2 separate regions of the Homo sapiens genome follow, and region 1 is linked to region 2. Evidence: chromatin loops called from intact Hi-C (ENCODE). Cell type or tissue: heart right ventricle. All regions are shown on one strand. Each heading gives the region's core, and the rest is flanking DNA. Links, peaks and the distances in the headings are about the cores only.

Region 1 (8,229 bases), core at 2,071-7,070, 120 kb after region 2:
TTTATATGGCACTCTGGAAAAAGAAAAACTATAAAGACAGAAAATAGATCAGTGGTTGCCTGGCAATGAAGGAGGGAGGGGGTTTACCTGAAAGGGGTATGGGGGAATTTTTGGAGGTGAAGAAATTTGTTCTGTGCCTTCTATTGGTAATCACATGACTGTATGCGTTTGTCCAATTCACAGAACTGTACTTTAAGAATAATGAATTTTACTACATGTTAAGTTATATCTTAATAAAATTATTTTTGTCTTTTTTTTTTTTTAAAAAGGAATGATCTACTGACACACAAAACAGCATGGATGAATTTCAAATGCATTCTGCTAGGTAAACAAGCCAAGCTCAAATGGCTATACATTGCATGACTCTCTTTATATCACATCCTGGAAATGGAAAAACTGTAAGGGATAGACAACAGATCAATGGCTGCCAAGGGCTGGATGCAGGGGCAGGGGTTGGCTACAAAGGGTCATGAGAGGATTTAAGGTTATGGAACTGTTCTAAATCTTGATTGTAGTAATTACATGACTATCTACACTGTCAAAAGTTGTAGAACAGAACATTTTTTAAAAGGTGAATTTTACTGCATGTAAATTATGCCTTAACTTTAAAAAGAAAATAAGTGCATAAGTGAGAAAACTGAGAAAAGAAAAATAGATCCAACAGGTCATTTCTACTAATGTGAGTTAGGACTGGCTGTACGAAAAAGCCTCTAGGTTTTAGTAGATATCAGTGGGCTGCTGGACTACAACATATTCTTTCTCAGTTCCAGTTACATAGAGATAATTAAAACAGTATCCTCTTTCCCTTTTCTAAAAATATCCATTGGTGGCTGTATGCAGTGTCTCATGCCTGTAATCCCAGCCCTTTGGAAGGCCGAGGTAGGAAAATAGCTTGAGCTTAGGAGTTAGAGACCAGCCTGGGCAATATAGCAAAACCCCATCTCTACAAAAAACACAAAAATTAGACATGGTAGCACATGCCTGTAGTCCCAGCTACTGGGGAGGCTGAAGTGGGAGGACCAATTTATCCTGGGAGATTGATGCTGCAGTGAGCCAAGACTGTGCTACTGCACTCCAGCCTAGGTGATAGAGCAAGACCCTGTCTCAAACAAACAAAAAGAAATATCCATTGGTGCTTATATACTCATATCCATATCCTATGCAAGGATGAGTGCCCTGCCCACTCTGTTGTCAAGGTGCTCTCATTTAATACATGACCCCAGATCCCCTGACCACAGCTCTCTGGGAAAGGGGTGGGCCTCTAATAAAGGTTTATTCATAAATTGAGCAATGGTGGTATCACCTGATTGAAAAGCTGGGTTGGGATAATCAGATAATTCACCATGAAAATTGATGAGAAGGCCAGTTGGCAATAGGAGCTGAAACTGAAAGATTATGAGGTAGAATGATAACACATCATATGTAAGTTCATGTTATAAGGAAGCCATTCAGTGAAAGGGAGAAAAAGGGCAGACAAAAAACAAAACAACAACGACAAAAACAATCCCTTCAGAGACACCTAGCTATAGACAGCTCCGCCCCAAATATCATTCCTCATGTGATGAATCTGGCTGCATATCAGAATCCAGTGCTTTGAAAAGGAGTAAAGACCATGACTGGTTCTTAGAGACTAAACCGATTTCTGGGTGGGAAGTGGGGAAGGCAAATCCAACACAGTGGCCAGCAGGAAGTCGATGAGGGAGCTTGAAGATATCTACCAATGTGAAATTAAATACTTTATAATAACAAGCATCCAACTTGATAAATCTCATTTATTGACTTGGCAAGGCTTTTTTTTTTTTTCCTGACAACCTTTTATTTGATAAAGGGGCCTTCAAAATAGAAATCAACTTTCCAACAGAGTTTCCAAACCTGCAAAAAATACTTAAAACATAAAGTTATCACCATAAACTTGATGAAAAAGGACAAGCCTGTCTTCCAGTAACTAGTGTAAAAAACTAGACACTAATAACTAAACTTGGCCAAGTAGTCCCGTACCTCATATTACTGGTGAAAGAACTCAGACCTAAGCATCTCCCTCACGCTGATCTAGTTGAAGAATATATATGTGTATATATATATATATATTTTTTCTCTTTTTTTGAGATGAAGTCTCGCTCTTTCGCCCAGGCTGGAGTTCAGTGGCATGATCTAGCTCACTGCAACCTCCGCCTCCCAGGTTCAAGTGATTGTCCTGCCGAGTAGCTGGGATCACAGGCACCCACCACCACGCCTGGCTAATATTTTGTATTTCTAGTAGAGACAGGGTTTCACCATGTTGGCCAGGCTGGTCTCAAACTTCTGACCTCAGGTGATCCTCCTGCCTCAGCCTCCCAAAGTGCTGGGATTACAGGTGTGAGCCACCACACCCAGCAGGTTCTGTCATCTTATAATACTGTCCTCCAATCCATGAACACAGGATGTATTTTCATTTATTCATTTATGTCTTCTTGTAGCACTCCAGCCTAGGCAACAAGAGCGAAACTCCCTCTCATAAAAAATAAAAATAAATAAAAATAAAAAAAACAAAAGGATGACAGAACCACCCAAAGCAATCTTTTCCCCAATATGGGAAAAAGTGGACTTCCCCATATTGCTCTGTAGACTGTAAACTTTTTAAAGAGTTTTTAGGGGCCGGGCACAGTGGCTCACGCCTGTAATCCCAGCACTTTGGGAGGCCGAGACGGGCGGATCACGAGGTCAGGAGATGGAGACCATCCTGGCTAACACGGTGAAACCCCGTCTCTACTAAAAATACAAAAATTAGCCAGGCATGGTGGGGGGCGCCTGTAGTCCCAGCTACGCGGGAGGCTGAGGCAGGAGAATGGCCTGAACCCGGGAGGCGGAGCTTGCAGTGAGCCGAGATCGCGCCACTGCACTCCAGCCTGGGCAACAGAGCGAGACTCCGTCTCAAAAAAAAAAAAAAAAAAAGTTTTTAGACTGAATGCAATCCCTATCAAAATCCCAATGACATTTTTTTTTTTGCAGAAACAGAAAAACCCATCCTAAAATTCATATGGAATATTAAGAGACTCCAAATAGCTAAAATAATCTTGAAAAATAAGAACAAAGTTGGAGGGCTCACATTTCCTGATTTCAAAACTTACTGCAGGCCGGATGCAGTTGCTCACACCTGCAGTTACCACTTTGGGAGGCCAAACTGGGAAGATCACTTGAGCCCAGGAGTTTCAGACCAGCCTGGGCAACATAGTGAAACTCTGTCTCTACAAAAAAATACAAAAATTAGTCAGACATGGTGGTGCACACCTGTAGTCCCAGCTATTCAGGAGGCTGAGGTGGGAGGATCACCTGAGCCTGGGAGGTGGAGGTTGCAGTGAGCTGAGATCATGCCACTGCATGCCAACCTGGGTGACAAAGCAAGGCTCTGTCTAAAAAACAAAACAAAAAACAAAAACACCACCAAGAAAAAATACTTACTATAGATCCATACTAATCCAAAGAGTGTGTGATACTAGCATAAGGACAGATATATACATCAGTGGAGAAGAATTGAGAGCCCAGAAATACACCCTCTCTATATGATCAATTGATTTTCAATGAAGATGCCAATACCATCTAATGGGGAAAGGACAAACTTTTCAATAGATGGTGCTGGGGAAACTTGATAGCTGCACGTAAAACAATGAAATTGTACCCTTACCTGATACCTTATGCAAAAATGGACTCAAAATGAATCAAAGACCTAAATCTAAGAGCTAAAGCTATAAAACTCTTAGAAGAAAACATAGGGGAAAAGCTTCGTGATACTGGATTTGATATAATGATTTCTTACATATTACACCAGAAACACAGGCAACAAAAGAAAAAAAATAGATAAATTTGACTTCATCAAAATTAAAAGCTTTTGTGTATCAAAGGACAATATCGAGAGTGAAAAGATGACCCACAGAATGGGAGAAAATATTTGCAAATAATGTGTCTGACAACAGATTAATATCCAGAATACATAAAGAACTCCTACAACTCAACAACAAAAAAGCAAAGAGCCCAGTTCAAAAATGGACAAAGGACTTGAATAGACATTCCTCCAAAGAAGATATACAAATGGCCAATAAGCACATAGAAAGATGCCTAACATCACTAGTAATTTGGGAAATGGAAATAAAAGCCACAATGAGCTACCATTTCATATTAATTAGGATAGTTATTATCAAAGTAGTAGTGTAAATATAAGTATGATAAGTCATAAGCTAGGAATATAGAGACTGATATTCTGGATGTACTTTTAATCAGTAGGGAGGGTGGAGGGACAGAAGAAGCAAATGTAAGATACTGCACAGAGAGCCTTCACAGGCCTTGGAGACTACTTGGATAGCTGAAGTGGGAGAAATTAGATAACTCTCTGGGTAATGGAGCTGTTGATGATGCTATCAACTGAGAAAATAGAGAAGAAATAGTATCAGAGGAAAGTAAATTCCATTTTGGACTTATTTAAAATGTGACTCCAATAAAGCTGGAAATATGACTCATCAGGAGAGACCTAGGAGTTGACAGCACATGGTGATTGCTGAAACAGAGGTAGATTAGACATCTCTAGGAAAGAGTACAGAATGACAGAGGGCAGAGGGCAAACTCTAGAAAACACTGCAATGTAAAGGATGACAAAGACTCATCAAAGAAGCAGGAGAAAAAAGTAGAGAATGGTGTCTTAGAAATCAAGAAAAGAGATAATTTCAAGAAGAGAATGTGGTCAACATTGCCAAAGGCTGTAGAGGTCAAAAAGGATGGGAACTGAGATGAAGTCATTGGATTTGGCATGGAAGTGGATCTTTAACAGCATTTGGCCACAAAAATCAGACTGCAGTTGGATTTTATGGGTCAATGGAGATGAAGCAAAGAGAGTCTCTTTTTCAAAGAGTCTAATAGTGAAGGCCAAATCTGGCATGTCTCTTGTTTTCATACAGTCCATAAAGCATGTTTTTTACATTAACAATTTTTTTAAATATAGAGACAGGGTCTCGCTATATTTCCCAGGCTGGTCTCAAACTCCTGGCCTCAAGTGATCCTCCCGTCTTGGCTTCCCAAAGCATTGGGATAACAAATATGAGCCAACATGCCCTACTCTACATTTTTAAATGGCTGAATCAACCACAATATTTCATGACACGTTAAACATATGAAATTCAGATTTCAGTGTTCATAAAGTTTTATTGGATTATAGCCACACTCATTCAATTACTTATTTTCAGTGCTGGTTTTCATGCAATTGTGAGAGAGACCATATGACCTTCAAAGTGTAAAATATTTACTACCTTTATAGGAAGTTTACCAGCCTCTAATTTAAAAGATCCATGATCGAGCATGGTGGCTTACACCTGTAATCCCAGAACTTTGGGAGGCTGAGGCGGGCAGATCACGTGAGGTTAAGAGTTCAAGACCAGCCTGGCCAACATGGTGAAACCCCCTTTTCTACTAAAAATACAAAAATTAGCTGGACATGATGGCAGGCATCTGTAATTCCAGCTACTCCGGGGGCTGAGGCAGAAGAATCGCATGAACCCAGGAGGCGGAGGTTGCAGTGAGCCAAGATTGCACCACTGCACTCCAGCCTGGGTAACAGAGTGACACTCCATTTCAAAAAAAAAAAAGTAAAAAATAAAGGATTCCTGGGTAGGGGGCTAGGGGAGGGATAGCATTAAGAGAAATACCTAATGTAGTTAGATGATGGGTTGATGGGTGCAGCAAACCACCATGGACATGTATACCTATGTAACAAACCTGCACGTTCTGCACATGTACCCCAGAACTTAAAGTATAATAATAATAATAATAAATAAAGGATTCCTTTCAACAAATACACTGTACTATATATAAGGCATTATGGCTATTTGCAAACATAGCTTAGCTGAAAATGGCTGAAGTTAAATGGTCCTCTATCACTTCAAAATATCCCCTAAGAGCATAAAAATAGTTGTGTTCTGAATACGTACCTAGCGTCTTTAGTGCAGTGGGCAGCTGTGAGGACCCACCTCTCTCTCACTAGGGTTCCCCCACATACATGAACAAGAACACGGCCATATTTAATCTGCAGGCTCACCACCCACGGCCATGCGCCAGCTTGTGCTTCGGTGCCCCCTATAATCCGAGACCCTTGCAACACATCCTTAAGCGGTGCTGTTCCACAATCTAAAAATAAAAATGATATATTATTTGGACTGAGCATCTATAGTATGTGTTACTTCCTAAGCTGAACATATTAATGCAATCCTTTAAATTCCTATGTTAAAAACACAAAGCAAGCTAACATACCGGAGACACGCCCATATTTTGAAAGAAACTTGGAGAGTTAAGACAAATATGCCATAATCGATTACTTACAAATAGACATGAAGTCAACACAATTCATTAATTTTAAAACTCTATTCCCCAAAAATATAAAAATAAAAATTTTTGGCCACGTATCACATTCTTCCCTGTGTGAAATAGCAGTTAAAGAGCCTGGGAACGGTGAGTCGAGAGCCGCAAATTCTAATGCTCACCATTTCACTTGTTGGGCTAATTTTTCTCAACTATAGTATGAAATGGTCACCTAATAGCCCTCCCTTTCAACTCTTTATCCCCTGACTTATTAATCTATAAAATGGGGATGATAAAACCCAGAATGTTTTGAGGAGAAAATACAGATTCACAATACAAATGTGTCATTTCACTATTACAACTACTGTTATTACAGCCGGTCTAGAAACTGCTTAGGTATGTAAAATTTTGGTTAAAGGCCATTGGGACAACAGAAAAGGAGAAACCCGAATTCAAAGACTATAGCGGTGGGGAAAAGGTAAGAGAGGCTCCCCAGAGACAGGCACGAACAGGTACTGCCCTCTGCATGCGCCCCTCCCTCCCTCCGCCGCCGGAGCCTCTTGCGGACGGCCTCAGCCTGCTGGGAACTAGCCGCCGGTTCCGGCGAGGGGCCGAGCCTGTGCCTTCCAGAGGGCGAGTAGTGGTCTGAGTATAAGTGAGAGCTCCCCACAAACAACAGCGCCACGCTCAGGAGCCCCAGCCGCATTTTGGAGGCTGGTGAGCAAGATGGCGGCAGGTACTTCCCACCCGCCCTGGGCACGCGGGGCGCACGGCCTGGCGGGGAGGCGCGAGTGAGGCCCGGAGGTGTGGGAGGCGGCCGAGGAATAGGTAGGTCAGTTTAGAAAGAACCCCTCACCCTCAAGGTCTGATCGGCTTCCTCATCCACCACTATCCCCCAGGTGATGTCTGATCACCCTGGCCTGTCCAGCAAGAATCCTGTTAGGTCGGTTAGCCGGAATGCCATTACTCCTGATGCTACCTCTTAGTAATTTTCCATCCACTGACACGTCTCTCCTGCTCCGTGGCTGTAAATTCTCCCTTGGCTCTGCTCTGTTTGGATTTTAGCCCAGTCCCTCTACCCATTACAAAATCCCATTGCCATGGTCCCTATCCCTATCTGGATGGTCCTGAATAAAGTCTGCCTTGCTGTGCTTTAATGAGTATCACTGAATAATTTTTCTTTAACATAACCCAGAGTTTTTAAGAGTGATACCTAATGTTCAGTTTTAAATTGTTCTGTCATTCCTATCTTGACCTATACTGAACTTTGCCTTTGTTAACCCAACACCTTCAGTAATAAGAAGACCGTGTGGGCTGTGGGAAGTTGGTGAGGTGGTGGAGAGTTAACGTAGAGGTCAATAAAAGGACAGTTGCCTTGCTCATACCATCCTTCCGAGGCTGGTGCAGTTGGCAGCATTAGATAAAAGGAGTATATGAGTTTGGGGCTTACACATGGTAACATGTGGGGAAGGGAGCAGAGTCTCAGAGCTGTGCCGAAATTGGGGTGGAGGAGGTGATATTGGAGAAACAAATTGCAGCATGAGCTGATCTCTGAGGGCTGACAAGAAACAAAGTCCTTATTCCCCAGATATTTTAGTGGAAGGTGATATTAGGAGGAGAAAAACACAGTTGGGGTGTGTGTATTTCTGTGTGTGTGAGATGTGGTCAGATTGTGTATGCCTTTGTAAACAAGGCAAGATGACTTTTTTTTTCTTTTTTTAAACCCATAGCCAACGTGATAAGGATGACGGGTCTTGCTATGACAGATAGTAGAGGTTTAACATACTCATAAAGCAAGTATATGCAGCCAAGTCATCAAATAGCAGTGACACAGGCAGTGGGCTGGGCACGGTGGCACATGCCTGTAGTTCTATTATACAGCACTGCTTTAAACAATATATTTTTTAGTTT
Region 2 (8,229 bases), core at 1,479-6,478:
AGCGTTTCGCCATGTTGGCCAGGCCGGTCTTGAACTCCTGACCTCAGGTGGTCTGCCTGCCTTGGCCTCCTAAAGTGCTGGGATTACAGGCATGAGCCACTGTGCCTGGCCTTACGTATGAGATTTCTACATGGCACAGGTAGGTGGTCTCCAAACTTTCCAGATTTATCTAAGTAAATATGTTGAGCATGCCTCTCAAAATCTGGATTTATTTATTTACTTATTTTATTTTTTTGAGATGGGGTCTCTCTGTCTTGCCCAGGCTGGAGTGCAGTGGGGTGATCTTGGCTCACTGCAGCCTCCGCCTCCCAGATTCAAGCAATTCTCCTGTCTCAGCCCCCCTAGTAGCTGGGACTATAGGTGTGCGCCACCACACCCAGCTAATTTTGTATTTTTAGTAGAGATGGGGTTTCACCATGTAGGCCAGGCTGGTCTCGAACTCCTGACCTCAGGTGATCCACCCGCCTCTGCCTCCCAAAGTGCTAGGATTATAGGCGTGAGCCACCGTGCCCAGCTAAACTGTGCATTTATTTATAAACAATATAAATGCGGTGCGTGGTGGGGGCTCATGCCTGTAATCCCACCACGTTGGAAGGCCAAGGGAGGAGGATCACTTGAGGCCAGGAGTTAGAGACCAGCCTAGTCAAAATAGCGAGACCCATTTCTACAAAAAAATAAAAAAATTAGGGTCAGGCGTGGTGGCTCATGCCTGTAATCCCAGCACTTTGGGAGGCCAAGGCGGGTGGATCACTTGAGGTCAGGAGTTTGAGACCAGCCTGACCAACATGGCGAAACCCCATCTCTACTAAAAATACAAAAATTAGCCAGGTGTGGTGACGGGTGCCTGTAATCCCAGCTACTCAGGAGGCAAAGTGAGGAGAATCACTTGAACCTGGGAGGTGGAGGTTGCAGTGAGCTGAGATTGCACTCCAGCCTGGGCAACAGAGTGAGACTCCATCTCAAAACAAACAAAAATTAGCTGGGCATGGTGGCACACGCCTGTAGTCCCAGCTGCTAGGGAAGCTGAGGTGGGAGGATCACTTGAGCCTAGGAGTTTGAGGTTGCTGTGAACCGTGATCACGCCACTGCACGCCAGCCGGATGACAGAGCAAGACCCTGTCTCCCCCCACACACACACAAAAAAAGAATCAGTGTAACTGGAGTGGAGATTACGGTAAGTTGGGAGGCAGTAAGTCTGACAAGTTCTCATCTGTCTTCTTGGGTTCTAGTTCATCCTTGCAGATTCCAGTTTATCTTTCCTTCCCAACTGCTGCCTTACTGACTTCAGTCCCCAGTATTAGAAACATAAGCAACAGCTTCGCATAAACTGTTTAGCCAACTCCAAAAATGTTTTAAGGTCATATCTCTGTAATAAATCCCTTCTCCTCCTCCTCCTCATTCTCCTCCTCCTCCTCCTCCTCCTCCTTCTTCTTCTTATTATTTGAGACAATGCCTCGCTCTGTGGCCAAGGCTGGAGTGCAGTGGCGTGAGCAAGGCTCATGCAGCCTCGACCTCCTGGGCTCAAGCCATCCTCTCATCTCAGCCTCCCGAGTAGCTGGGACCACAGGTGCATGCAGCTTGCCTGGCTAACTTTTTAATTTTTTGTAGAGATAGGGTATTCGCCATGTTGCCCAGAATGGTCTCAAACTCCTGGGCTCAAGTGATTCTCCTGCCTTGGACTCCCAATACACCCAGCCTAAATCACTTTTTATATATCACTACTGGTAGTTTTGCTTGTCTGAATCTTGACTGATACAGTTTGGAATTAGAAGTACTTCCAGAGGAACAGAACCAGCATGATAGGTTCTCTGAAATGGTTCTGGGTTATCCGGAATTGGTTCTCTGATCCGTTTAGATTTAAAGGCATTAATGGCCATGTTTTCAGTTATAAGGAGGATGCTAACAGTCCATGGCATTTAGTAGCAAAATAGTTTCTTAAATTATCACCCATTAGGCCAGGCATGGTGGCTTATACCTGTCATCCCAGCACTTTGGGAAGCTGAGGTGGGAGTTCGCTTGAGGTCAGGAGTTCGAGACCAGCTTGGGCAATGAAGTGAGACCCTCATTTCTACAAAAAATAAAGGCCAGGTCTGGTAGCTCATGCCCGTAATCCCAGCACTTTGAGAGGCTGAGGCAAGTGGACCATTTGAGCCCAGGAATTTGAGACTTGCCTGGGCAACATAGGGAGATCCCACCTCTACGAAAAAATTTTAAAATTAGCCAGACATGATGATGCATACCTGTAGTCCCAGCTCTGTGGGAATGAGGCAGGCAGGAGGATCTCTTAAGCCCAGAAGAGGCAGGAGGATATCTTGAGCCCAGGAGTTTGAGGCTGCAGTGAGCCATGATTGCACCACTGCACTCCAGCCTGAGTGACAGAGCAAGACCCTATTTCTCTTTCTTTTTTTTTTTTTTGAGACTGAGTCTTGCTCCATCACCCAAGCTGAAGTGCAGTGGTGTGATCTTGGCCTACTGCAACCTCTGCCTCCTGGGTTCAAGTGATTCTACCTCAGCCTCCCGAGTAGCAGGGATTACAGGCACATGCCACCATGCCTGGCTAATTTTTGGATTTTTAGCAGAGATGGGGGTTTCACCATGTTGGCCAGGCTGTTCTCGAACTCCTGACCTCAAATGATCTACCCACCTTGGCCTCCCGAATCCTGTGAGTGGCTCATCACAATACAAATTCAATCCCCAACCTCACAAAGTCACTTATGTTAAACCATTGCTTTAGAAGGAGTGGGACACTGAAAATTGGGAAGATGTGGCAGACATAAATGAAATGGGTCTTTGAACACTTAAATTTTAGTGAGACTCCTTTGCCAATAGAAGCAGTCCTTCCATCCTGTCTGAGAATGACTGAAACTTGGACCAAAAGGTAATCTCCACTAAATGAAATTGAAATGCCAGAACTTCCTTGGTAGAGTAATGGTTCTCAACCAGGGGCAGTTTTGTTCCCCAGGGAAATATGGTAATGTCTGGAGATGTTTTTGGTTGTCACAACTGAGGGTGTGGAGGTGGGAAGGAGTTCTACTGGCATCTCTTGGGTGGAGACCAGGGATGCTGTTAGGCATCTTGCAATGCATGGGACAATCCTCCACAACAAAGAAGAATCCAGCCCAAAATGTCAGTAGTGCTGAGGTTCAGAAACTGCCACAGAGGTAGGTATCCAAAGGATTAGGGAGATTGGTATGTTAGAGTAAATTTATCCTGCTTACCCACTCCCTAAACTAAGGTTGTGAGAAAGACATTTGTCAGGGTAGCCCTGACAAGAGTCCTGTGGTGACTGTTCTCTGTATGCCAGAAATGACAGTGCAAACTGCTGGGCTCCCTAAATTCAATGGGGATGATGGGATCCTGAGGCTGTGGGGGTCAAGTGGTAGCATTTGATTGACAAAGACAAGGAAAGCATGATTGTTGTGATGGGCAGCAAAGCCTAAGTGGTCATCAGAATAGTCTAAGTAAGCCACAGAGATCTTTGGCATTGGCTAACTGATTATGGTATCCCTAGAACTGAAACTTATGGGCAGAAGCAGAAAAGCTCTAGGTTTGGTGAACAAAAGTCTAACTTGAATCACCACAATAAAGAGCCAGGGCTCCTTGACCAATTCCTAGAATTGAGTCATTTTCACAGGCCCAGAAATCCCTTGAATGAAGAGGGAGCCAGATCCCCTTAAGGAAAGACCATGTTCGACAGACAAAAATAGATGTAAGTCTTCCTTCTAGCCTTTCCCAAAGGGGACCTGTGCTCATTTACCAGGGTACCTGTTCACCAAGGAAGGGAAAAGAATCACATTTATGGGGGATTTTTGAATCCTGGTTCTAAATTGACACTAATCCATACTTTGGTAGAATGAGTGTGGCCTACCAGTCAAAGTAGGGGTTTGTGGAGGTCAGGTGGTTAATGGAGTTTTGCTGTGGGTCTGTTTCATAGTCAAGCCTGGTGGGTCACTGAACCCACTCTCTGTTATTCCTCAGTTCTGGAATGTGTAATTGGAATAGACATACTCATCAACTGTCAGAATTCTTACACTGGTCCCCTGACCTGCAAAGTAAGGGCTATTATAGTAGGAAATACCAAGTGGAAGGAAAAATAGTAAACCAGTGGCTGGGCACGGTGGCTGACAACTGTAATCCCAGCACTTTGGGAGGCTGAGGTGGGAGGATTGCTTGAGCCCACCAGGTGAAGATCAGCCTGGGCAATGTAGCAAGACTTCACCTCTACAAAAAAAAAAAAAAAATTAAAAATTAGCCAGGCATGGTGGTGCACACGTGTAGTCCCAGCTACTCAAGAGGCTGAGGTGGGTGGATTGCTTGAACCCAGGAGTTTGGGGCTGTAGCGAGCCATGATCATACCACTACACTCCAACTTGGGTGACAGAGCAAGACCCTGTCTCAAAAAACAAAAACAAAAAAACCCACAAACATAAAACAAAAGCATTACCCTACTCCTAGAGGGATTGTAGAGATTAGTGCCATCATCAAGGACTTCAAAGATGCCAGAGTGGCTAGATGCAATGGGTCGTGCCTGTAATCCCAACACTTTGGGAGGCCAAGGCAGGAGGATTGCTTGAGGTCAGGAGTTTGAGCTTGGGCAACATAGTGAGACTCTGCCTCTACAAAAAGTCTTTGAAAAAAGATACCAGAGTGGTGATTCCTAAAACATCCCCATTTAGTTTGCCTATTTGGCAGAAGACAGATGGATCTTGGAGAATGATACTATTCCTATAAACTTAATCAGGTGGTCACTCTGCTATCCAGATGTGGTTTTGCTGCTGGAGCAAATCAACATAACATTTGCTTTTTGGTATGCAGCTGTTAATCTGGTTGAATGCTTTTTTCTGTATATCTTTTACTAAAGATAATCAGAAGCATTTGCTTTCACCTGGCAGGGCCCACAGTATGCTTTCACTGCCTAATATCAGGGCTGTGTGAACTCTCCAGCCGTATGTCATAATCTAGTCTGCAGGGACCTTGATCATCTCTTCATTACACAGGACATCCCTTTAGTTCATTATATTAATTTGTTCTGAACATCAAGGGGAAATTGGAATGCATTATATCTTTTAGGGCACTTCTTGGTACTCCCATGTCCTGTGATTAAAGACAATGGAAAACTAAATCCAACACAGGCAGGATGCCTAATAATCCAGGTTAGGCATGAAGGAATGAAGGTTTGGGTCACCCCACCAGTCAAATAACCATGAGTAGCCAAGGTACTTGCTGAAAGCAAAGGGGATATGAAATGTGTAGTGGATGAATATAGATATAATACTAGCAATAACCATCTGACCAGCTGCAGAAACAGACTGTGATATTTAGGAGTGTTTCTTCCTTATTTTGATATGAATGCATTTATGTATAGATTAGCCCAATTTTTTTCTATTCCCCACGTCCATTTACCTATCATCTAACATAAGAAGTGTTAATAGGATTCAACCTTATATCTCAGGATTTAAGTCATAGGATATCAAAGGGGAATGTGATTCAGCTCAAAGAGGAATCATCATCATCCAAAGACGTATGAAGGGATTCTGTATCCTCTTTTGGGAGATAACTAGCATGCTTTTGGATATACAAGGGGTGGCTGATTTTGACACTGTCTTTATTTGGAAGTTAAGAGTAATTAATAGAGGTATATATGGATGTCAAGTTGACAAGGGCTGGACAGTGGTAGGCTTATATTATGTCAGTTGAAGTAGCCTGTAACTGCATTTTCCAGAATTCCTTTCCTTTTATTACCAGGGTTAGTGCAAAAGAGACATCCTGTATGAGATTTAGAAGGTGGAAATGATGCAGCAGTCGAATTCTTCTTATGTCTGGAAGACACTGTTGCGGTACAGTTTTGCTTCTCTGCTGGCTCACTTTATTGGCAGGGTTCAGCAATCATGAGCACAGCCACCATGGCTCCTGCTGAATTTTCTCCTTCACCTTCTCTGACCCCTTTGCCAGCTCCATGTTTAGCCCCAGGATGAAAGGCATTGGCATTTTCTATATTTCACCTCCGTCAGTGAATGTGGAGGCTTGGAGATGGCTGAAAACCCACAAGGGTTCCAGTCTGTCCTGTGTATTGTTCTAGCTCATCTTTGCAGGTTCTGGATTTTCCTTGCTTCTACTTTCCTTTCTTTTCTTTTCTTTTTTTTTTTTTTTTTTTTTTTTGAGATGGAGTCTTGCCCTTTCACCCAGGCTGGAGTGCAGTGGCGTGGTTTTGGTTCACTGCAGCCTCCGCTTCCCAGGTTCGAGCAATTCTCCTACTTCAGCCTCCTGAGTAGCTGGGATTACAGGCATGCACCACTACTCCCAGCCAATTTTTGTATTTTAAGTAGAGATGGGGTTTCACCATGTTGACCAGGCTTGTCTCAAACTCCTGACCTCAAGTGATACCCCTGCCTCGGCCTCCCAAAGTGCTGGGATTACAGGTGCAAACCACCATGCCTGGCCTACTTTCCTTTCTTTTCTAATTCCTTTCCCGGCTCACTTCAGGCCCCAGCTCCAGATTTCATAAGCAAGAGCCTCATAATTATATAAGTTCAAATACCTGTAATAAATCCCTCATTAAACATTACTACTAGTAGTGTTGCTTTTCTCCTCAAACACTGATTCGCCTACCAAGCTATGTAGAGTTCCACTTACATGCCATGCTTCTGTGCCTTTGTTTTTTCCTCTGCCTAGAATCCTGAGGTCCTTCTCTGCTTAGTTAATTCCTCCTTATTCTTGGTTCAGTACATGGTTTACATCCTTAAAGAAGCCTCCTCTGGCCTCCCAGCCCTAGTTAAATACCACTCCCTTGTGTTTGTGCTTCCATAGCAAAAAAATTTTTTTTTCTTTTTTTGAGATGGAGTCTTGCTCTGATGCCCAGGCTAAAGTGCAGTGGCATGATTTCGACTCACTGCAACCTCTGCCTCCCAGGTTCAAGCGATTCTCTTGCCTCAGCCTCCCAAGTAGCTGTGACTACAGGCGCATGCCACACCTGGCTAATTTTTGTATTTTTAGTAGAGATAGGGTTTCACCATGTTGGCCAGGCTGGTCTTGAACTCCTGACCCTAAGTGATCCTCCTGCCTTGGCCTCCCAAAGTGCTGGGATTACAGGCATGAGCCACCGTGCCTGGCTTTTTTTTAGATGGAGTTTCACTCTTATTGCCCAGGCTGGAGTGCAAAGGCATGATCTCGGCTCACTGCAACCTCCACCTCCCAGATTCAAGCGATTCTCCTGCCTCAGCCTCCCCCAAGTAGCTGGGATTACAGGCATGTGCCACCACACCCAGCTATTTTGTGTGTGTGTGTGTGTGTGTGTGTAATTTTTTTAGTAGAGATGGGGTTTTGCCATGTTGGCCAGGCTGGTATCGAACTCCTTACCTCAGTTGATCTGCCCGCCTCGGCATCCCAAAGTGGTGGGATCACAGGTGCAAGCCACTGCGCCCAGCCAGCCTGTGCTATTTCTGTCACGGCATCTATAACTTTATATTGTCTTCTTTCTTTCTTGGTCTGTCTTCCTAAGGAGACTAAACTGTTTAAGGGTAGGGACTGAGTCATATTTCTAAACAGTGTCTGGTACATAGCAGGCATTCAATCAATGTTTGCTGAATGATGAAAATGAGGACTGTAACTTTGTAGTAAGGCTTCCTGTATTTGGAGCACATTACAGCTCACAGTAATAAGATTATTACCACGTAACTTTCCTTGCAAGCCCCATGCCCATCATTCTGTAATTTCCATCCTACGCAGGATGACTCCACTCTGCACGTCATGAAGGGGACTTAAGAGTATTGTGACCTGTTCTCATTAATGTAGGCCAAACAAATTTAGATTAATTTAGGTCCTAAAATGGACTTCTTGTTAGAACTACCTGATTTAGCTCTGGGTATAACCTGAATTAATGAAGACAATTTTATACCTTTTCTTTGGATTTGACTGGTAGGTCTTGCTTAATTTATGGACTAATAAAAAAAGATTTGCCTATTGCTGAAACTTGGAAGGAAAGAAGAAGGCAGATGAGATTTGTGGACTCTAAAAATGTCTTCTTCCTAAGCTAATAACTACATTTGCTGTTCAGATAGGCTGGGAAATACGATCGCTGCTCTTAGCCATGAGATGGGGATCACAGCCACAATATAGGCTGTGATCTATCCATAACTGCTGCGCTTGAGTTATAGGATAGGAACTATTCACCACTCCCTTCACTAAAGAGAAGAACAGCCCATTGCCCTAGTTTTCTACCATAGGTTTTGT

Evidence for each region. Peaks named below come from ENCODE experiments on the same cell type or tissue, not always from the same donor. Only the 100,000 strongest peaks of a DNase experiment are listed, where the experiment ranks them.
Region 1: a loop joins it to region 2, with 2.1 times the contacts of the local background. A loop is called at or near these places in 3 of 110 quality-filtered maps.

Annotation. Positions count from the first base shown.
Region 1 is chr12:50,841,760-50,849,988 of GRCh38, reverse strand. TMPRSS12 (transmembrane serine protease 12) reads right to left here and starts at 7,063. Exons shown (of 5, transcript NM_182559.3): 1 at 6,838-7,063; 2 at 5,952-6,147. The coding sequence starts at 7,024. It also overlaps the pseudogene RN7SL519P. In heart right ventricle, for the core only: no CTCF peak of the experiment used is centred there; no DNase peak of the experiment used is centred there; H3K4me3 peaks cover 543 bases; H3K27me3 peaks cover 273 bases.
Region 2 is chr12:50,961,300-50,969,528 of GRCh38, reverse strand. The region is part of intron 4 of HIGD1C (HIG1 hypoxia inducible domain family member 1C); the gene reads right to left. It also overlaps a transcript of SLC11A2 not described here. Among named protein-coding and RNA genes, the nearest start is that of HIGD1C, 13 kb to the right of the region's middle. In heart right ventricle, for the core only: no CTCF peak of the experiment used is centred there; no DNase peak of the experiment used is centred there.